Linked DNA regions of Homo sapiens: all the other regions are linked to region 1. The links are chromatin loops, found by intact Hi-C in ENCODE. Cell type or tissue: heart left ventricle. All regions are shown on one strand. Each heading gives the region's core, and the rest is flanking DNA. Links, peaks and the distances in the headings are about the cores only. Region 1 overlaps LOC105376652 (a long non-coding RNA gene). Region 2 overlaps PRDM11 (PR/SET domain 11). Region 3 overlaps PRDM11 (PR/SET domain 11).

Evidence for each region. Hi-C counts contacts between places; a loop is a spot of excess contacts. Peaks named below come from ENCODE experiments on the same cell type or tissue, not always from the same donor. Only the 100,000 strongest peaks of a DNase experiment are listed, where the experiment ranks them.
Region 2: a loop joins it to region 1, with 2.9 times the contacts of the local background. A loop is called at or near these places in 8 of 110 quality-filtered maps.
Region 3: it touches region 1 in a loop (2.3-fold over the local background); 30 of 110 quality-filtered maps call a loop at or near these places.

Annotation. Positions count from the first base shown.
Region 1 is chr11:45,107,127-45,114,446 of GRCh38, forward strand. It overlaps LOC105376652 (a long non-coding RNA gene), which reads right to left. Exons shown (of 6, transcript XR_931241.3): 4 at 3,895-4,050; 5 at 1-194. It also overlaps a transcript of PRDM11 not described here. Among named protein-coding and RNA genes, the nearest start is that of PRDM11, 36 kb to the right of the region's middle. RefSeq lists an enhancer at 3,512-3,806. In heart left ventricle, for the core only: a CTCF peak has its summit at 3,665 (motif pointing right); no DNase peak of the experiment used is centred there; H3K27me3 peaks cover 707 bases.
Region 2 is chr11:45,180,181-45,187,500 of GRCh38, forward strand. It overlaps PRDM11 (PR/SET domain 11), which reads left to right. Exons shown (of 8, transcript NM_001384648.1): 2 at 1,581-1,705; 3 at 2,066-2,169; 4 at 2,681-2,943. The coding sequence starts at 1,587. Among named protein-coding and RNA genes, the nearest start is that of PRDM11, 37 kb to the left of the region's middle. RefSeq lists an enhancer at 1,342-2,073. In heart left ventricle, for the core only: a CTCF peak has its summit at 3,008 (motif pointing right); a DNase peak (open chromatin) is centred at 1,328; H3K4me3 peaks cover 690 bases; H3K27ac peaks cover 1,072 bases.
Region 3 is chr11:45,223,494-45,230,813 of GRCh38, forward strand. It overlaps PRDM11 (PR/SET domain 11), which reads left to right. Exons shown (of 8, transcript NM_001384648.1): 7 at 724-1,350; 8 at 2,502-7,320. The coding sequence ends at 4,666. Among named protein-coding and RNA genes, the nearest start is that of SYT13, 59 kb to the right of the region's middle. In heart left ventricle, for the core only: no CTCF peak of the experiment used is centred there; a DNase peak (open chromatin) is centred at 3,540.

The DNA.
Region 1 (7,320 bases), core at 715-5,714:
GGGGCCTCCATAGAGCAAGATAAGTGCCACGTTAGCACACCAGGGTCACCAGGCAGCCAGGACAGGTGACTATCTCAGGGTCTGATGGAAGCTCAAAGTCCAGATGCTCTGCTCAGCCCACTCCCGGGCTCCACACTGGTCTCCACCATCTGTGTGACCTGGGCTGATGACATCTTCGAACTCCACTTTCTCACCTGCAAAACGGGGCTAATTATAGTTCAATGAGTCATAGCCCATTTCAGGGGCAAGTTCTAAATCAGTAAGGCAAAAATTAGGTACACACAAAACGACCCTTGAGAACCTCTTATGCTCCCCACCAGCATGGATACACATGGTTTTGTGTATACAGTTGTGAAGAGTAAGTCTAATGAATGTCAAATGTGGACAACTGATGAAGCAGAACAGAGGGTGGATGGGGTGCAGTGGGAAAGCCAAGAGGGAGGTCTGGACTTCTGTGCCATCTGCCTTTAAGGAAATGCCCATCTCTAGTTGAGTGGGGGACAGGGCAGGGGTAGGGGTGGGGTTCCTCTAAGCCTGTCAGGTTTGCTGACTGGCTTTTCCGTGTTGCTTTCACACCAATCCTCTGTAGTGTTAAATGAACTGATAGATTTGCGTGGCATTGTACAAATTAAACTAGTTAATATACATAAAGGCTCCAGCACAGTTCCTGGCATATAATAAGTGCTCAATAAATGTGGGTTGGATTTTTTTTTTTTTTTGTGAGACAGAGTCTCGCTCTGTCACCCAGGCTGGAGTGCAGTGGTGAGAGCTCAACTCATCGCAACCTCCAACTCCAGGGTACAAGTGATTCTCATGTCTCAGCCTCCCAAGTAGCTGGGACTACAGGTCTACACCACCATGCCTGGCTAACTTATTTTGTGTGTGTATTTTGTATTTTTAGTAGAGACAGGGTCTCACCATGTTGACTAGGCTGGTCTCAAACTCCTGGCCTTGGCCTCCCAAAGTGCTGGGATTACAAGCGTGAGCCACTGCACCCCGCCCTGGATTCATCTTAATCTCGCTTGATCAGACCCATGCACGTGGCTCATTTTCAGCCAGTGCTGCCATCCTGGTTGTTAAAATATCAGCATGTGTCCACTCCAGTTGGTAAATAGCTGCTGTCTAATTCCCCATGAGTGTGACCCGCTGCCCTGCTGCCCTGGCCTCTTACGTGGGATCCCCGTGTCTCCCCATGATGCAGCAGCTTGAGGGGTGGCCTTGGTCCAATTGGGCCCCTGGGACCTGCTCAAGTACCAGGCCAGGTCTGTTCTGACTGTTGGTCCCATGAGCTTCTGGGGTTAAATATTTCAAAGATCACTCCTGCCCATGTGCCCACTGCTCTGTGAAAAGCTGGAAGCAGCAGCCAGGCACTGCCTCCTGCACTCTCGGCTGGCATTTCCTGCTGGGGCCCACGGATCCCTTGCTCAGCCTGGGCTCTGGCTCCTGCCCTTGGACAGGATTCCAGAGGCAGGTGTGTCCTCATGGTGGGGCCTCACTCCCGAGTGAGGACGAGCTGCCTCCTTTCAGGGAATGTGGTGCCCAGAGGCACCAGGGGCCTCTCAGTGGCAGCTGTCTTTGAAGTCCTTGGACCCATTTCTCCCCAGCCCTGCCTGTAGCTATGTGGGGACCCAGGCCCAGTGCCACTCAGACTTTCTCAGCCTGCCCCTGAAATACCCACTAATGCCAACCAAGAATTAACACATGCACCCGCAGGCCAGGCAGCCTGCCTGAAGCAGCTGACACAAGTGTGAAATTTCTTTGAAGTCTTGGGTTTTGTCTCAAAAAATACACGCAGATTCTGCATTCTGCTCCATAATGTTTCCATTTTTGTTTAAATCTAAAAATAGGGCTTTAAATGACTTCCAGTGAAGAAAGTTGCCTCTCCAGGAAGATGTCGGGGCTTAGCCTGTGAGACTGTCAACACCCCTGGCCACAGGCCTCTGGGCACTCAAGGCTGGAAACCGAAAAATGTTGTCCCCGCCCCTCAGGAAAGGTTGAGTCTGACTTTTCACCTCTGACCTGTGCTTAGGCACCCTCTTTGGGTCACCTCCTATTTCTGTCCCTCTGAAACTGCAGTTGGCCCTGACCCAGAGTGGTGAGGAGTGGCGGTCTCTTGCTACTACAGGTAGGATGCAGGCTTGGCAATGCCAGTGGCCATGGTTCTACCCACCCCTGCCTTGAAAGGAAAATAGCACAGCTCAAGAAAAGGGACACCCAGAGACAGCAGTGCCCTGACAACATCACTCACTCTCCTTGACCCAGCATCACCTTGGATGTCGCAGGGCTATGTGACCAGAAATTCCTCATGTTGCCCCTAAACATGGTGAGGCCCTGTCTCTACCATGCACAGATGAAAAGAGTCCTAATTAATCAACTCTCCCTAGAAAGGAGACCACTCGGAGGAGCCCTACTCATTCTCAAAATATTCAGAGGCTATCCTGCGGAGGAGGGAGAGTATCTGTTCTCTGTGGCTCCACTGGGCCACAACCAAGACTGAGGTGTGGGAGATGGAACAGGGCAGATTTAGGATGGTGGGAGGAAGTGCTTTCTGAGTCAGATCTTTCCAGGGAAAGCAGGGCCTGCTTATCAGGTAGTGAGCTCCTGTCCCTAGGGGTATGTAAGTGTAAGCTGATAACCTTCTGGTAGCAAAAAGGTAGAAAGATTGAAGCACTAGATGGGGAAGGGTGGGCTTTTGTCTCTAAAATTCCTTCCCTTTCTGAGTCTCTGGTTCCATGATACTCTCTAAGCCCTGTTCAGGGATGTTTCCTCCCCATTCCAGTGTCCAGGGTTGCTCACAGTCACCACTCCTTTCAAAGCTGGAGGCACTGCAGCAGTGAGCAGGTGGGCATCTGTGCCCTGTGTGACCTGCTGATAGCATAGACGTGGTTATCAGCCCTCTATATGTCAGGATTCTGACTAGGAAAACTCAGTGACCCAAAGTGACCTTCATCCAAACCTCTCCTTTATTTCTGTAGTTTATACACTTTGCGTGCAAACACCCCTGGGAGGGACAGTACCTACACCTTTGGCAATGCTAAGCTTCACACAAAGAATTTTTCATCTCCTTTCTTGGATCGGGGTGGCTTTTATTTTTCTTCCAAGAACAACTAATCCTTATGCAGACCCAAGAAGTGGCAGCTAAGCTTCGGAGCCAGAAAAATGAGAGCCCTGAGTACATGCCCTTACAGAGATCTGGCTTGCCCACATGTCACCCCCAACCCTAATTGAACTCACCAGGAAAACGTAAAAGGGGGGTGGGGATGAGAGGTGGGGCATTTAGATAGCATTACAATTTTTCTAAAGGGCCAGGTAGGAGTTTGAGGAATTTCTTCTAAGCCAGTCACTGATGGGGCCAGGTAGGAGAAATACCCTGAAAGCAACATGCAGCCGGACCCAACTATCTGTGAGCTGGAACCGCCAAGGGGCTCTCCTCTGACCTGGGGGCTAAAGTGCCCAGAAAGAGGACAGGCCGCTGCTCTGGCCTCCCCGGCGCAACGACCTCACCAAACAAGGCCCCTTCAGGAGTGTCCTGGACCGGTGGCCACGAATTGCAAGGCCTCGCTTGCTCTATACAGGTTGTGCAGGACATAATCCAGGTGCGGGGTGCAAGGAGCTTCACATCCCATTCCCTCACCCATTTGTAAAGGTGTTACTTCATTTGTCCAGCAGATGGCAGTAAAGTATCCCAAACAAGAGGCGCCTTTCTTTGCGTTGCCCAGAAACCACTGGTTCTGCTCCTGGGTGGCAGAAAACTTGGAGAAGACAATCAGCTCTCCAGATTCCAATCTAAGAGTCAGATTCCCCCCTTACCCCCCTTTTTTTCTTTCTATTTCCACAACTATTTTTAATAAAAGCTTTACAGTTTTCGACGTCCAATGGTTCCCCGAGACTTACCATAAAACTCAGCTGCCACCTCCCCACCTCATCTCACCAGCTCTCTGGGACAGGCGACCACTTGCAACTCTGGGAGGTGTCTCTTCTGTTTTTAAATCTCCATAATTCTAAGCACTAGTTCTTGATTTCACCATTTTCGACACCATCTTTGACTTACTGTGATGGAAGATGAAGATTTATCTTTCTTACAATCCATCCCACCCTGTCCCTCCACCACTTCCCCTCCCATCTCTCTCCCAGCATGTCTCCCTATTTTTGGTTCTTGATATTTACTCGTCTTCTTTGCCATCTCTGGACTTACGGGGTGCCCTCTATGCCAAACGGCATTCCACCCAACATTGCTTCGGACCAACGAACCCATTTCACAGCGACAGGACAACAGGGACCTTGGGCCCGTGGAAATCGCTAGTCTTATCATGGACTCTCTCTCATCTGGAAGCAGCTGGCCCAACTGAAGGGTGGAATGGCCATGTGAACACTCAGTTAAGGTTCTGCTTGAGAGACAATGGCCTGAAAGGTTAAAGTTCTGTCTTACAGGATGAAGAATATGCTTTGATGAGGTGACCAGTAGAAGGTATGGTTCCTCCCACATCCACAATAACAGGGCCCCAAATCAGAGAGTGGGAGTGGCTTTCCTCACTATTACACCTAATAACCACATGCACTCGAACCCTCCGGGCTCTGTCGATTTGAAAGGTTTTGTTCCCGAGGGAGAAATGCTTCCATCGCGGAACACAACCAGGGGCCCATTGAGTTGGTCCATGAGACTGGACACTATGGGTGCCTCCTGCCACTGAACTGGCAACATGGGAGGAAGTCACTCTGCTGTGTGGCACATTTGATCCTGGTGATCAAATCAGGCTGATACTGTACAATGGGAGACTATGTCTAACACCCAGACAACTTTCTGAGTACCTCTTTTTTTAGCTTTAATTTTTATTGTAATAGTTTTTTGGGGTACAGGTGGTCTTTGATTACATGAATAACTTCTTTAGCAGTGATTTCTGAGATTTTAGTGCACCGGTCACCCAAGCAGTGTACACTGTACCCAATATGTAGTCTTTTATCCATTACCCTCCCAACCTTCCCCCACAAGTCCCCAAAGTCCCTTATATCATTCTAATGCCTTTGCATCCTCATAGCTTAGCTCCCACTTACAAGTGAGAACATACAATATTTGGCTCTCCATTCCCAAGTTACTTCACCTAGAATAATGGCCTCCAGCTCCAACCAAGTTGCTGCAAAAGACATTATTTCATTCTTATGGCTGAGTAATATTCCATGGTGTATATATAACACATTTTCTTATCCACTGGTTGGTTGATGGGCACTTAGGTTGGCTCCATAACTTTGCAATTGCAAATTGTGAGGCATAAATGGGTGTACAGGTGTTTTTTTCATATAATGATGTATTTTTCTTTGGGTAGACACCCAGTAGTGGGATTGCTAGATCAAATGGTAGTTCTACATTTAGCTCTTTAAGGAATCTCCATACTGTTTTCCATAGTGGTTGTACTAATTTACATTCTCACCAGCAACATAAACGTGTTCCCTTTTCATGACATCCATGCCAACACCTATTGTTTTTTGACTTTTTAATGATGGCCGTTCTTGGAAGAGTAAGGTGGTATCTCATTGTGGTTTGGATTTGCATTTCCCCGATGATTAGTGATGTTGAGCATTTTTTCGTATGTTTGTTGGCTCTTTGTATATATTCCTTTGAGAACTGTGTATTCATGTCCTTTGCCCACTTTTTGATGGGATTATTTGTGTGTGTGTGTGTGTGTGTGTTTCTTGCTAATTTGACTGCCTTGCAGATTCTGGATATGAGTCCTTTGCTGGATGCATAGTTTATGAATATTTTCTCCCACTCTGTGGGTTGTTTGTTTACTCTGCTGATTATTTCTTTTGCTGTGCAGAAGCTTTTTAGTTTAATTAGGTCCCATTCATTTATTTTTGTTTTTGTTGCATTTGTTTTGGGGGTCTTAGTCATGAATTCTTTGCCTAAGCCAATGTCTAGAAGAGTTTTTCTGATGTTATCTTCTAGAGATGTTATGGTTTCAGGTCTTGGATTTAAGTCTTTGATCCACCATGAATCGATTTTTGTATAAGGTGAGAAATGGAAATCCAGTTTCATTCTTCTACATGTGGCTTGCCAGTTTTCCCAGCACCATTTATTGAATACAGCGTCTTGTCCCCAGTTTACGTTTTTGTATGCTTTATCAAAGAGCAGTTGGCTGTACTTATTTGGCTTTATTTCCGGGTTCTCTATTCTGTTCCATTGGTCTACATGTGTGTTTTTATACCAGTACTACACTGTTTTGGTAACTATAGCCTTATAATATAGTTTGAAGTCGAGTAATGTGATGCTTCCAGATTTGTTCTTTTTGCTTAGTATTGCTTTGGTTATACAGGATTTTTTGGGTTCCACAATTTTAGGATTGTTTTTTCTAGTTCTGTGAAGAATGATTATGGTATTTTGATGGGAATTGCATTGAATCTGTAGATTGCTTTGGGCAGTATGGTCATCTTCACAATATTGATTCTTCCTATCCATGAGCATGGGATGTGTTTCCATTTGTTTGTGTTATCTATGATTTCTTTCAGCAGTGTTTTATAATTTTCCTTGTAGAGATCTTTCACCTCTTTGGTTAAGTATATTCCTAAATTATTTATTTATTTATTATTTTGCAGCTGTTGTAAAAGGGAGTGAGTTCATGATTGAATTTCAGCTTGGTTGTTGTTGGTGTATAAGAGTGCTACTGATTTGTGTGTGTGTGTGTGTGTGTGTGTGTGTGTGTGTGTTTTGTTTTTTTTTTTTTTTACAAAAAATCACATTGATTTTGTATCCTGAGGCTCTACTGGATTTGTTTATCAGATCTAGGAGCTTTTTGGATAAGTCTTTAGAGTTTTCTAGGTATACAGTCATATCATCAGTGAATAGTGAAAGTTTGACTTCCTCTTTTTCAATCTGGATGCCCTTTATTTCTTCCTCTTGTCTGGTTGCTCTGGCCAGGACTTCCAGTACTATGTTGAATAGAAGTGGTAAAAATGGGCATCCTTGTCCCAATTCTCAGGGGAAGTGCAATAGAACCACTCATGTCAAAGATGTTAGAATTAGCACAGGGAATTTAAAGCAGACTTTATAAATATGCTCAAGGACTTAAAGAACAAAAATGTTTATAATGAATGAATAGAGGGAAAATCACAGCAAAGAAGTGGAAACTCTAAACAAGAACCAAATAGAAATAGAAATTCTAGACTTGAAAAGTACCATATATGAAATTTAAAAAATTCACTGATATGCATAACAACAAACAAACTGGCAGAAGAGTCAATGAACTTGAAGCTTGATAAATAGAAAGTATCTAATCTGAAGTGGAAAAAGGTTTGAAATAAACTAAACAGGGTCTCAGAAATCTGTAA
Region 2 (7,320 bases), core at 960-5,959, 73 kb after region 1:
CAATTCCTGCGCCCTCACAGGAGGCAGGGGGCCATCCCACAGGCTTTGAGGTCGGTCGAGCACCCAGCGGGGAGTCCCTGGCATAACGCAGCCAGGAGGCAGTAGAGTGGCAGGCGCCCCAGGCGGTGCAGGTGCGGCCGCGGCTGAGCGAGCGGGTGTCCGGTGTCCGCACGGGTGGCAGCGCAGGCCCTGTCGTCGCCGCCACACCAAGGCAGCTCGGAGGCTGGGGACACCCGCCCGGCCTCCGCGGCGCTGTCGCCCAGCCCTGGCACCCCCCGGGCCGAGTGCGCATCGGGCCCCGTGGGAGGCCCTGGAATGCGTCCACCGCCTGACCCGGAGCGACCCCCCGCGGCGCCCTCTCCCACCGCCCCGCCCGGGCGCCCGCTTCCTCCCGCTCCCTGCGCGCCCCCCTCCCGGCCGCCAGCCAACTGCGTGCCCCCAGGGCCGGCAAGAAGCCACATGCCCCCGCAAGGAATGCCGGGCCTGGCGGGCGGGGGGCGGGCGCTGGGCAGGGCCGGGCGGGCCGGGCCGGGCAGGGAGCTCCCCGCCGGGAAGGCTGGCGAGAGGGGGAGAGCCCGCCCGCGCCCGCCCCGGCCGCAGCCTACACCGGCCCGAGACGGGGCGGCCACGGGGCAGGGGGCGGCGCGCCCGGCCTGGGCAGCCCTCCCCTTCCCCACCGCGCGCCCCCGGCCCTGCTGGCTCGGAGGAGGGGGCAGGCCGTCACGTTTCCCCGCACCCCTCCCAGTCGCCGCCGCCGGCTTTGGGGCCCCGGTGGGGAGCAGGGGGCTGATTAGCCGAGGAGCAGGGGTGTGGCCAGCGGGGCCCCGGGTAGTGAGTCACACACGCCGCTCGCCCAGTCCCAGGGCCCAGCGCCGTCCCAGCCCCAGGCTGCGTGCCACCCTCGCCCCGAAGAGTGTCCCCGGGCTTGGCATGAGGACCCCGGGGTGCCGAGGGAGGGGCTGAAGCCCGGCGCGGTGGTGGAGGGCGGTAAGCGGCGGGCTGGGGAGTGTCCCCTTGAGAGAGTCGGGTGGGGCTGGAGCCCTGGCTGGCCCTCGCCAGCGCCCCCAGGCCCTGCCTGTACCTGCTCTGAGCTGGCAAAGGGGCCTGGCTGCGCTCCCGGCAGTCCCAGGGTGAGGGGCTGCCCTGCCAGGCGCTGAGGGCCCGTTCGGTCTGCCCACTACCCCTTGGCCCAAGTTGGGCTTGAGTTGTGAACCCTCCCTTCTCCCCTTTGCAGTTTTGCGCCCAGGCTCATGTGGGATCCTCCTGCCCTTTGCCCTTTGGTCTAGGGGTCCAGGCTATGCTTCCCAGCGCGGCCTCCTGGCCTGAGCTGCTCTAGGCTCCTGACCCCATGGGGCTGGTGGCTCCAGTCGTCCCCAGGACCAGCCCGGGATAGAAACGGCATTTCCTCTTGGCCGGGCTACAGCTGTTTTTGTTGTCTGTGTTCTCAAGTGCTTCCTCTGGGGATGGCAGGGAGGGTAACCAGACTCCGCGAGACCCCCACTTGCCCTCTCCGCCGCTCACTCCTCTTCCCCTGTTTCTTTGATCCTCTTCCTGTGCTGGTCCCACCTCCTGCGTCCCAGGACAGAATGACCGAGAACATGAAGGAGTGCTTGGCCCAGACCAATGCAGCCGTGGGGGATATGGTGACGGTGGTGAAGACGGAGGTCTGCTCACCACTCCGAGACCAGGAGTATGGCCAGCCCTGGTGAGGCCCCTGTGTGGGAACTGGAGAGGGAGAAGTGGGAGTGGGAGGTGCCTGGGCTCGGTTGGTTGGGAACCCTGGGAAACGTTCTCACTCCTTGCCCACCTTCCCTAACCCTGCTCCCGGCAGCTCCTGGGCGCAGGCTCTAGAAAAATCCAAGCAGTGGCCTAGGGAGGTCTGTGCTCGCATCTCAATCCTCCAGTTTTTCCACCACCTCCTGCACTGAACAGCAGGCTGGCTGGGACTCCTCTGCCCACCCCACATCTTCTCGGTCTCCTGGCCAGGTCCCCAGCTTTTGTCCCCACTGGGCTCTCACTCTCTGATGACTTCTTTGCTTTCTTTGCGGGCCTCTGCCCTGGCCAGCTCTAGGAGACCGGACTCCTCGGCCATGGAAGTTGAGCCCAAGAAACTGAAGGGGAAGCGCGACCTCATCGTGCCCAAAAGCTTCCAGCAAGTGGACTTCTGGTGTAAGTGGAGCTTGGGGCTCTGGGCTGCTCCTCCCTTCACCCCCATCGCCCCATTCCTGGCTAGGGAATTCACAACAATGCTACTAAGATAGGTCCTCACCTGCAATATACCAGGCCCAGGTCCAGGCCTTGGTTCGTCATCATCATTAGCCATCCAAATGGCTATTGTTAGCCCCATTTTCCAGATAGCACACTGAGTCTTGGTGAGGGTTAAGTATCCCACGCCTCGAGTCCTCTGGCCCAAAGGGGTACAGTTGCACTTGGACTCCAAAGCCATGCTCTTTCTTCCAGTTTTTTAAAACTTGAGACAAAGGTAGCTGCTGGCCTCCTTGACGTAGGCAGGCCTGTTCTTGGAGCCCCCAGGGAGAGTATGGGTTATTGCTACCGATGACCCTGGGGCCTGCAGCTGGCTGTCCATGAGTGGGCCTCCTGTCAGCCCCTCTACCTCCCCCATGGGGGTCTTACCTCCCTGCAACAACTGAGGCCCTCCCTTCTCTTTCCATCCCTCCAGTCTGTGAGTCCTGCCAGGAGTACTTCGTGGATGAATGCCCAAACCATGGCCCCCCGGTGTTTGTGTCTGACACACCGGTGCCCGTGGGCATCCCAGACCGGGCGGCGCTCACCATCCCACAGGGCATGGAGGTGGTCAAGGACACTAGTGGAGAGAGTGACGTGCGATGTGTAAACGAGGTCATCCCCAAGGGCCACATCTTCGGCCCCTATGAGGGGCAGATCTCCACCCAGGACAAATCAGCTGGCTTCTTCTCCTGGCTGGTGAGTGTGCCCTGGGCTATTCATGGGAGAGGTTGCCAAGAAACATGGAAGGAAACCACCAGGGGGAGCCATACTGGCCCAGCTTGGCCCCAGAACTTTTCTACCATCGCTTCTGGACCTGTCGATGATGGATCTTGCTGTCCCCTGGCCCCGGCTGAGTGGCTGCAACGCTTGGTGTCCAAGGGCAATGCTGAGAGCACCCACCTGGCAGTAGTCAGCAGATCAGGAAATCACCAAGCAGAACTCAGGGCAATTTCCCCATGAATCCTCATGTGTGTGTCTGGTGGACCATTGGGCAGTATTGAACCAACCGATCTTCTAGAGTGGGTGACTCGGAGCTGGCCTTTGGGGATGCAGAGCATGACTTCCCACTTCCAAACCAGTAATATCAGGCTCTGGGCTAGGTGCTGGGGGTAAACCCTTCAACAAGACAGACATGGTTCCTGCCCTCAGGGAGCAGACGATCTGGTAGGAAGACAGGCATTGAACAAGCAGGTACACATGTGATATCAGTTGCAACACAGGGTACTATCAATAGATGGGTTGCAAAGATGAGGAAGAGGGGTTTTCAAGGGTATGAGGAGGAAGGGTTACCAAAGCAACTTTAAGGAATCATGCTTGAGCTACTAGACAGAGATAGGGGAGGGTGGGGTAATAGAGAAAAGCATTCTAGAGGGTAAGAAGATCCTTATTCACTACAAAAACACTTCTTGAGTATCTCCTTTGTGCCAGGCACTGGGCTGGCCCTGGAAATACAGTGGTGGGCCAGATAAGGCAATCAGATAAATCCTGCCTTCATGGAGTTCTCTGTGGGAAAGATAGAATTAATCAAAGACTAAGACAAATCCATGTCAAATAATAACTCTGAGGGTGATGGAGAAACAGTGAGACTGGGAAAAAGTGAACAACCAGGGGAGGTAATATGGGTAGAGGTCAGAGAAGCCTTCCTGCTAGTTGAGCTGTGATTGAAGGAGGTGAATGCCTACCAGGTGAAGATTGGAGAGGTGCATCCAGATGCCTTGGACAGCAAGAGCAAAGGCCCTGTGGCAGGAGAGCATGGTACATCTGAGCTACTGGATGAAGGTCAGTGTGCCTGGAGTGCAGCACACACAGGGGCCTGGAGATGATGGAGGCTTGATTTTGTAGGGCCCAGTGGACCAAATTAGGACTTCTGTCCTTTTAATAATGTAGGAGTTGGGGGAGTGACTTGGTCACATTTATGTTTTGAAAAGATGACTTTGGCTACAGCCTGGAGAACTGATTGAGCTCAGGGGTGCTGGTCAAGAATGGGTACCCACACCCCTTTCCCCAGGTAGAGCGTGTGGGAGTTCTGTAGTCGGCAATGGTGGAAGACTGGGCTAGGGTTGGGGCAAAGACTTGGAGCCAAACGAACTGCTTTGTGAACTGTATCAGAGAGGAGAGCTCTGACTTAGACATAGACTAACTGGCCTAAGGAAGGGAGCAGGAGGTATCAAGGACATCTGCAGTCTCCCAACAGGTTGTTAATGGTGTCTTTCTCTGAGAAATGGAGGAGGCTGGAAGGGGACTGGGTTGAGGGAAAAATCATGATTTGGGTTTGGGACTTGTTGAGTTTGGAGTAACAACAAGATATCCAAGTGGTGATGTCAAGTAGGCAGTTGGATATATGGGTCCGAAGCTTGGAGAGGAGGCTTGGAGATGTTGCTTAGTGAGTCACCTGTGCATGGGTGGTCAGTGGGGGTGTGGGTGTGGAGCGCAGAACCTAGGGAGAATGTGCTGAGTGAAAGGTGGAAAGGCCTGTGAGCAAGCTTTGAGGGACTTTAGCAGTTCATGGTCTAGAAGGGGAGCTTGATCCTGCAAAGGAGACAGAGAAGGTTTGCAGCCAGAGAGGTAGGAGGGAAACCAGGAGAGTGGGTGACCTGGAAGTCAGGGGAGAAGAGAGGTTCTCCAGGCCACAATGTCTGTCAGTGCCAAGTGCTGCTGAGAAACCAGCCAGAAAGACTGAAAAGTGTCCCGTGGATTTACTACCAGGGATGCCATGGGTGACTTTAGCAAGAGCTATTGTAGAAAGCAGTGGGTCTGAACCTGAGGCAATTTTGCAGCCCAGCCTCCTGTCCCCGGACATTGGGCAATGTCTGGAGACCTTTTGGTTGTCACAGCTCAGCATAGGGGTAAGCTGCTGGCATCTAGCAGTTGGAGACCAGGATTACTGTAAACATTTTACAATGGACAGAATAGTCCCTCATAACAAAGAGTTATCTGCAGAAACCCTGCTGGAGAGTGATGGGGGTGGAACCTGATTAGCATGGAGGTGACCAGGCATAGTCATTTCCTAGAAGTTTGGTTACAGATAAGATCAGAAGTGGAGGAGAAAGATAAGAGTGAGGTGGGAGGGTGTGTGGTCAAGAGAGTTTGTTCATTAGAAAGACTTTAGCATCCTCAAAAAGCCAAGGGAGGGGTTCTGCTGAAGTGCTTGAGTGTAGAGTAGAGATAAGGCATGATTCCTAACCTTTTACATCACCTCAGAGGGTTCACATGGAGATACTGGACAAAAAAGGGGGTGGATCAGCATCATTTCTGTCCCTACAGGGTTAGCCCAGAGGATTAGAGCAGATAGAGATAGTTAGGTATAGTAGGCCACATAATGTCCCCCCAAAAATGTCCCTGTCCTAATCCCTAGAACTTGTAAATATACTATCTTCATGGCAGAAGGGATTTTTTGCACATGTGATTAAGTTAAGGATCTTGAGATGGGAGCGATGATCTTGGATTACCTGGGTGGGCCCAGTGTAATCACAGGCATCTTAATAAGAGGGAGGTGGGAGGCTCAGAGTCAGAGAGAAAGGGATTGGAGGATGCTGCTCTGCTGGCCTTCGAGATAGAGTAAGGAGCCGGGAGTCAAGGGATGCAGGCAGCTTCTGGAAGCCAGAAAAGTCAAAGAAACACATTAATTCCCAGAGCTTCCTGAAAGAATGTGGCCCTGCCAACACCTTGATTGTAGGACTTCTGACCTCTAGAACTATAAGGTAATACATGTGTGTTGTTTTAAGCCACTGTGGTTTTGGCAGTTTATTGGCAATTTATTACAGGAGCAACAGGGAACTCATATAGGAGGCTTTTATGTTTGTGGGGGGACATCTACTAAAATATGCAGGGAGGTGGATTGAGGTGGCCTGAAATCGAGGAGATCAGAGAAGGTGAGTTCTGCTTGGGATGAGTAGAGTTCCTGGTGCCCGTGAGATGCTCAGGGGAGCTGTCCAGAGCACTCTGGTGTGTGTGGCTCTGCAGTAGAGAGATGCTGGGATGACAGGGAAAACTAAGTATATAAATTAATGCAGCTGAAGCCCGGAGAAGGGAGGGCATTTCCTACAGAAAAGGTGCTTGGGGAGGAGAGAAGAGGCATTTCCTTTGGAATATGAGTTTGAGGAATCCTTGGAGGGAGAGGAGTTGAGGAGGCATGGAGCAGTAGGAGGAGACAGTAGGAAGTCTCCTTGGCCCCCTTGGCAGGAGCAGTCTCATGGGCGGAAGCCAGATTGCCATGGATTAAGGTGTCAGTGGGAGGTGAGGAAAGGGAACTAGCAAGGGTGCATGGCTTGTTTTAAAAGTCTGGTTGCCCACTGAGCAATTATTATATGCCAGGTGCATACTGGACACCTCTGGCATCTCATACTCTTCCTCGAAACAGTCCATAGGGTGGGGGTTGCTGCCCCTCTTGTTCTGACGAGGAAACACAGGACTCCCACAGCTGGTCCACAGTAGACCTTGGGTTCCTTCAAAGATAGTGTCCCTCCACCATGTGAGGACTTCCCTTATTGGGAGACATTGCTAATGGGGTGGAGCAGTTAATAGCTACCCTGAGCCAGTTTTGGTTATGTGTCCAGGTTCAACCCAACCTCACATACACAGAGCAACTCCAGAGCACTAGGTCCTGAGCAGGGAGCTCTGGGGATAACAGGGCTGCGTGAGGTTTGCTGTCTGTTCTTATGGAGCCTGTGGTTCAGTTATGAGGAGCAGGGGCCATGGTGGATAGGAGGGGAGGAAGCTTATTCCCAACCAAGTAATACAGAGGCAGAGTATTGCTTGGTGATCGCAGTGCTGCAGAGGGCTGTAGCAGTAGGGAGAGGGGGATTGGTTTCAACAGGGCAGATTGGAGATGGATCTTGTCTTGAAGGATGGATAGACGTTCAACAGAGGAAGCCTATGGCTTCACAGCCTATTGGAAAATTGCAGGAGAAAAAATCTAAGACTGTGCCCAAGGAATGGCTATTAGGATCCCTTTCTGCAGCTGCTAGAGTCTGTACCTTGGGACAGCCCAGCCATGGAAAGTTGAGAATCTTTAAAGCAGATGAACTTTCCCAGGTTGGCTGCCTGGCACAGGTCTACGGTGAGAAGAAAGGA
Region 3 (7,320 bases), core at 1,607-6,606, 120 kb after region 1:
GGTCATTATGGCTACCTTGTCCTTTATCTTGTCGGAGGCTGCCATGTTGGAGCCCTCAGCGCCATAGGTCTCCTTGTCTTCCCCTTTCTTCTGCCCTTAGTCGTCAGTGAGAACAACAGAAGTTCAGATCATGCTTTCTCACATGTTCCTAGTCTGCTGATTGCTGGGAGAATTAGAAAGGACAGTTGCCATAGGATGGACTTTGCCTTAAGTAGGCTGTCTCCAGAGCAACGAAGGAGGAGGAAGGAGTGAGGCCTATGGTGTTTCATGTGTACCTTTTACCAAGTCGAAGCAGCCATCTTGTCATTGCTAGGGCTGAGGGGAAGCTGCAAAGGTTGGGGGAGTTGATACTCACTTGGCTCTGAGGTATGTTCCCACCACCCAGTGTGATTAAGTGGGATGTTGTTTTCTAGGGTCATAGGAAAGAATGTTCAATTACTCTCCCTTATAGATTTCTCTTAACTTATAACCGTAGAGCTTGTAGACATGAGGCTTCTTGGAAACTGTCTCTTTCTAAAAGGTCTTTCCACCGTTCAGGTCCTATGAGTCTAGCTCTGATGGACCACTGAGTGATTCGTATCTCCCCTTTGCAACACTTGCCCCAAAAGCCCAGATCTAGAGGGATGTGTCAGGTGACCTAACAGGAGGCCTGCTTTGTTTTCTGTTGGTTTCTCCAATTTGGGGGTTTTCCCCATTTCCTTACACCCTGGTTTTCCTTCCTAGGAGAGAAGAGGTTGCAGAGGGAGAAGTCTGAGCAGGTTCTGGATAACCCAGAAGACCTGAGGGGTCCCATTCATCTCTCTGTGCTGAGACAGGGCAAAAGTCCCTACAAGCGTGGCTTTGATGAGGGGGATGTACACCCCCAAGCTAAGAAGAAGAAAATTGACCTGATTTTCAAGGATGTTCTGGAGGCCTCACTGGAATCTGCGAAGGTGGAAGCCCACCAGTTGGCCCTGAGCACCTCACTGGTCATCAGGAAAGTCCCCAAATACCAGGATGACGCCTACAGTCAGTGTGCAACAACAATGACCCATGGTGTGCAGAATATAGGCCAGACCCAGGGGGAGGGGGACTGGAAGGTCCCCCAGGGGGTCTCCAAGGAGCCAGGCCAATTGGAGGATGAAGAAGAGGAGCCTTCATCATTCAAGGCCGACAGTCCTGCCGAGGCCTCCCTTGCATCTGACCCTCATGAACTTCCCACCACCTCTTTTTGCCCTAACTGTATTCGCCTAAAGAAGAAGGTTCGGGAGCTCCAGGCAGAATTAGACATGCTTAAGTCTGGGAAACTTCCTGAGCCCCCCGTATTGCCACCACAGGTACTGGAGCTCCCAGAGTTCTCGGACCCTGCAGGTAAGTTGGTTTGGATGAGATTATTGTCGGAGGGCAGAGTACGCAGTGGGCTGTGTGGAGGGTAGCCTAAAGCTCTCTGTGGAAACCACCTTCCGGGAGACCTGAGGAGTGTAACGTGGAGGCGGCTACCTCCGTGGGTGGGAGCCCAGGTCCTCAGTGTCTCTGGCAGACCCATCGGCAGCTCTGCCAGGTGCTCCATGTGTTGCCCTTGTATCCTCCTTGTCAATAAAGGAAGTTCCGCTGCAGAAGGGGTGTGTGCTGTGTTCTTGACCCGTTGCCTTTCTCTGGTACTGGTGTCTTACCCCAAAGCCCAATTTCTAAACCCAGTCTTTCTCTGTCCCCAGTCTCAAGCAGGGTGTCCCACTGGAGAGATCTCTTGGCTTCCCTAACTTAGTCCAGGAACACAGCCTTGTTCTTCTCTTCCTGAATCTCTGTCCTGCCACACATGGTCCCAGTTCCCTAGCCTGGAGTTCTAGAAGGATGGAGAGTGAGGGGATCCAGGCCATTCACCTGCATGGCTTTGCCCTATTCTGTTGGCTACCTGGATTTCTAGAGTTGGTTGACAACTAGGCAGGTGTTCTAGTTCATATCTGCAGCTGAGGGAGACTGTTTACATAGCACTTACTCTTTTAACCACATCCCTTAGCTCAGAATGAGGTGTTTCTTGTATTCAAAGCATGCGTCTGAACTAAACTGCATTTTGATCCTGAAATCACTTGGGGCCATATCCAAGATGCCTTTGTTCACATTAATGAAGGGCAAATGAATCCCAAGTCCTTGCTATATAACTTTGGAATGTGTGATGTGCTTTTCCTCCTCCATTAGATCTACTCTCCTAGCTTGAGCTGTCCAGTTGATAGGGGGCATTTAAATCCCTCAAACACCCACACATGGAGGGCAAGGGCAGGCAGCCTGAAATCTGGTGGGTGTGACAAGGCAACCGTGGACAATCACAGGGAGAGTAAAAGTCACATGGGCAAGCAGGAGTGCTCATAAACTAATTCTGGGCTGGGATTCAATCCATCATAGGCTTCCACGGACTTCTGTTTCCCATGGTGTGGCACCTACCTTCCAGGAGTGTTTCCTGTGGATTTTGGAAAAGCCTGTTTTCTCCCCCAGGTATAAATGTTTCTTTCCCATTTGTTTTTCAGCCTCAGAAAGCATGGTCTCCGGCCCCGCCATCATGGAGGATGATGACCAGGAAGTCGATTCAGCAGATGAATCTGTCTCCAATGATATGATGACAGCGACGGATGAGCCCTCCAAGATGTCATCGGCCACCGGGCGCCGAATCCGGCGCTTTAAGCAGGAATGGCTGAAGAAGTTCTGGTTCCTGCGGTACTCCCCAACCCTCAATGAGATGTGGTGCCACGTCTGCCGCCAGTACACGGTGCAGTCCTCACGCACCTCGGCCTTCATCATTGGCTCCAAGCAGTTTAAGATTCACACCATCAAACTTCACAGCCAGAGCAACCTGCACAAGAAGTGCCTGCAACTGTACAAGCTCCGCATGCACCCGGAGAAGACAGAGGAGATGTGTCGCAACATGACCCTGCTCTTCAACACCGCCTACCACCTGGCCTTGGAGGGCAGGCCCTACCTGGACTTCCGGCCCCTGGCGGAGCTGCTGAGGAAGTGTGAGCTCAAGGTGGTGGACCAGTACATGAATGAGGGAGACTGCCAGATCCTCATCCATCACATCGCCCGGGCCCTGCGGGAAGACCTGGTGGAGCGCATCCGCCAGTCACCTTGCCTCAGCGTCATCCTGGATGGGCAGAGCGACGACCTGCTGGCCGACACGGTGGCTGTCTATGTTCAGTACACCAGCAGTGATGGGCCCCCGGCCACAGAGTTCCTGTCCCTGCAGGAGCTGGGATTCTCTAGCACAGAAAGCTATCTCCAGGCACTTGACCGGGCCTTCTCGGCCTTGGGCATCCGGTTGCAGGATGAAAAGCCAACTGTTGGCTTGGGTGTAGATGGAGCCAACATCACAGCCAGCCTCCGTGCCAGCATGTTCATGACCATCCGCAAGACGCTGCCCTGGCTGCTGTGCCTGCCCTTCATGGTGCACCGGCCCCACCTGGAGATCCTGGATGCCATCAGCGGGAAGGAGCTCCCATGCCTGGAGGAGCTGGAGAACAACCTGAAGCAGCTGCTGAGCTTCTACCGCTACTCACCGCGCCTCATGTGCGAGCTGCGGTCCACGGCGGCCACCCTTTGTGAGGAGACAGAGTTCCTGGGCGATATCCGGGCAGTGCGGTGGATCATCGGCGAGCAGAACGTCCTCAACGCTCTCATCAAGGACTACCTGGAGGTGGTGGCCCATCTCAAGGAGGTCAGCAGCCAGACCCAGCGGGCAGACGCCTCGGCCATCGCACTGGCCCTGCTGCAGTTCCTCATGGACTACCAGTCCATCAAGCTCATCTACTTCCTGCTGGACGTGATTGCTGTGCTCTCGCGTCTGGCCTACATCTTCCAGGGCGAGTACCTGCTGGTGTCCCAGGTGGATGACAAGATCGAGGAGGCCATCCAGGAGATCAGCCGGCTGGCTGACTCCCCGGGAGAATACCTGCAGGAGTTCGAGGAGAATTTCCGAGAGAGCTTCAACGGGATCGCCATGAAGAACCTCAGGGTGGCTGAAGCCAAGTTCCAGTCCATCAGGGAGAAGATCTGCCAGAAGACCCAGGTCATCCTGGCTCAGAGGTTCGACTCCCGCAGCCGGATCTTTGTGAAGGCCTGCCAGGTGTTTGACCTGGCTGCCTGGCCCAGGAGCAGTGAGGAGCTGATGAGCTATGGCAAGGAGGATATGGTGCAAATATTTGATCACCTGGAGGCCATCCCGACCTTTTCCCGGGATGTCTGTAGGGAAGGGCTGGACCCCCGGGGTAGTCTGTTGATGGAGTGGCGAGAACTCAAGGCTGATTACTACACCAAAAATGGCTTCAAAGACCTGATCAGCCACATTTGCAAGTACAAACAGAGGTTTCCACTCTTGAACAAGATCATCCAGGTTCTTAAAGTCCTCCCCACTTCCACCGCTTGCTGCGAGAAAGGCCGCAATGCCCTCCAGCGAGTTCGCAAAAACCACCGCTCCCGCCTGACCCTGGAGCAGCTTAGCGACCTGTTGACAATCGCTGTAAACGGACCGCCAATCACCAACTTTGATGCCAAGCGAGCCCTGGACAGCTGGTTTGAGGAGAAGTCTGGGAACAGTTACGCGCTGTCTGCAGAAGTCCTCAGTAGGATGTCTGCGCTGGAGCAGAAGCCAGCACTACAGACCATGGACCACGGGACGGAGTTTTACCCCGACATTTAGGGAGCTGGCGCTGCAGAGTTCACTAAGCTGTTGAATATTTTTTTAATCTATACTCATAAGCTTTGATATATTATATAAATATATATTATATTATATTATATTATATTATATATATATATATATATAAACTCACACTGAAAATTTTTAAAAACCAAGGTGACGCGTCCACCAGAAGCCACTGGGAGATTTCAGAAAGGAAAAATGTTGGAAACTGACTCTTGTCTACAAAATTTGGCAGCTGCAACATACATGGCAACTCATTTTCACTCACAGAAGCACGTGCTGGGGCCTCCTGTGTTCCCACCTTACTGTCCACCAACAGCATAAGCTAAAATGACAGGTCTCTGTCATCACCTTTAGGTAGCTCATTTTGTTTATGTTTTCATTTGCGGGTGGCGGGGCTCTGGGTTTGGGTTTATGTTCTTGCCTTTTCTTTTTTCATTTGGTTTTATGATGGGAGGGAGCTCCTCAGCCTCCTCATTGACATTCTGGTCCGGCTGAATCAGATCTCTGACTTAAGTCAGGGTGGGTTGTCTGTCTGCATTTGGGAGGCAGGGGGGTTGACCTTTCTCCCTCCCCACCTGACTTCAGCTTGAGATCTTTTTTTATTCATTTCCTGATGAGGGTTCCTTCACTGTCCTACAAACAAAAGTGTCGGTCAAACTGTGACACTGCCACACCTCACCTCTGTTGCCTCGTCCATCCCTGGGTTGTGGATCCCTTCCTTCCAGCCCCCCCTGGAAACTCACAATATTACCCATTATACTGAAGGCAACATTGCCTCACCGCTGAGCTTGAAATCCTGGGGAAGGGAGAAGGGGTAAGCTTTTAGCATTCCTGTTTTTACGAGGTGGAGGATAAAACAATATAATTCCATTCCAATCCAGGGCTTTTGGGGAGATGAAGAGCCAAGAAGTCCAGACCCCAACAGGGGAGTGATTTTTGGCTAAAAAACAAGGAAAATGAAAAGTACATATTCGAGTTACATGGATTATTTATACTTTTTCTTTATAATCATATCATGTGTTGAGGGTATTTTTTTTCCTTTAATAATCAAGAAATGCCTGCTATAGTTCAGTGGCAGGTAGTGTCAATGCAAATTGTGCCCTAAGTTATGCATAACTCAAATGAGAGTCTGTAGAGATGTGGTCCTCCTTTTGCAACAAGGCTGATAACATGCTACATGGTCATAGGAAACTGGGGAATGTGTCTCTGCCTGTAAACTCTTCCTTTTTTGAACAGGGTAGAGATGTCCTAAAGAAATGGAGAAAAGAAGAGAGGACTCTCAAGGCATCAGCCTACACAGACACACACACACACACAGACACACACACACACACAGACACACACACACACACACAATCACAATATACAATATAAGCTTTAGAAATAGCCACTTGCCTATTCCCTGGGGCAAGTAGTGGTTTAAACTAGAGGAGTCTGATCAATGCTCTTTCATTCATTTAACTACCGGTATACCTCGCAAGGGAGTTTTAAAAAATGTGCGTGAGCTGTTAAAAACTTCTGTTCATGTTCCTACATCTGATTTATGCATATTTTATATGCAGAGATCCTATCACGTGGATGCAGGTCATTTTGGGGGAGGGAGGAAGATCTGAATTATATACATGTGGTCAGTTCTGCTGAGAGCTTCATCTCTTGGTTGGCAGAGGGTGGTGTTATCTGGCCACAGGCAAGGCCCCAATGTCTTCAGCCTGCTTGGTTCAGACATTATAAAACTGTGGTGGCTTCCTTCCTTCTTGGTTTATGTTGTCTCTGAGGCCTCATGCCACCGTTGAGAACCATAGTGGAAATGTCATCAACACTGAACATGTTATAGCCCTTTCTTGGTTCCACCAGTCCCTTCATCCCCTACCAATCCCTTCCCCTTCACCTCCATGGTCTTGGTGCTAAGATAACTTTAGAATCATTGCTGCTAGTCAATAGCTTTTCATTATATAAATATATTATATATATTATATATTATTTTTGAAATATTTTTGTTTGTTTTCAACAGTGATGTAGCATGTTAAAAAACAAAAAACAAAAAAAAATGGGTTCCTCCAACTGTCCCACTGCCAGGCCTCATATGCTGCCTTCTTCAACAAATCAATGCACCCCTGCCTGGTGACATCCACCCCACCTCCCACCCCAGTTGCACACATGCTTCCCTACCCTCCTCTGAGCAAGAAGACAGTTAGCAGGAACTAGCAAGGAAAGGCTGAAAGCCTCCTTCTGAGGCTTTGAGATTCCCAGCCCCATTCCACTTCCCCACTTTAAACTGATGTCTCCCTCCATCTGCTCCTCCCATCAGGGTCAAAACCTAACTGTGGTCAAATGGGATGCTGTTGCAAAGCACCAGGTCCCACCTGGCCCAGCCCCAGCCTTGGGACTTCCTCTCCCCTCACACACGCAAACTGCTGTGTCTGGGGAGTTTTCACTGAACATTGCAGAGACTAAGAAGGGTTGAGGGCAGAGATGGCTAGCAAGACAGGGCTTGGTGAGGGCAGAAACAGTAGGTTGAGATCCTTTCTTCTAGCCAACAGTTGCCTTACACCTTACATTGGGTAATGGGTAGGGAGGAGCAGGCTAAGGCTCCCGCTCATTTGAAAACCAGGAAGAGAGAACCAGTGTCTTCCTGAGCACCTGGTCAG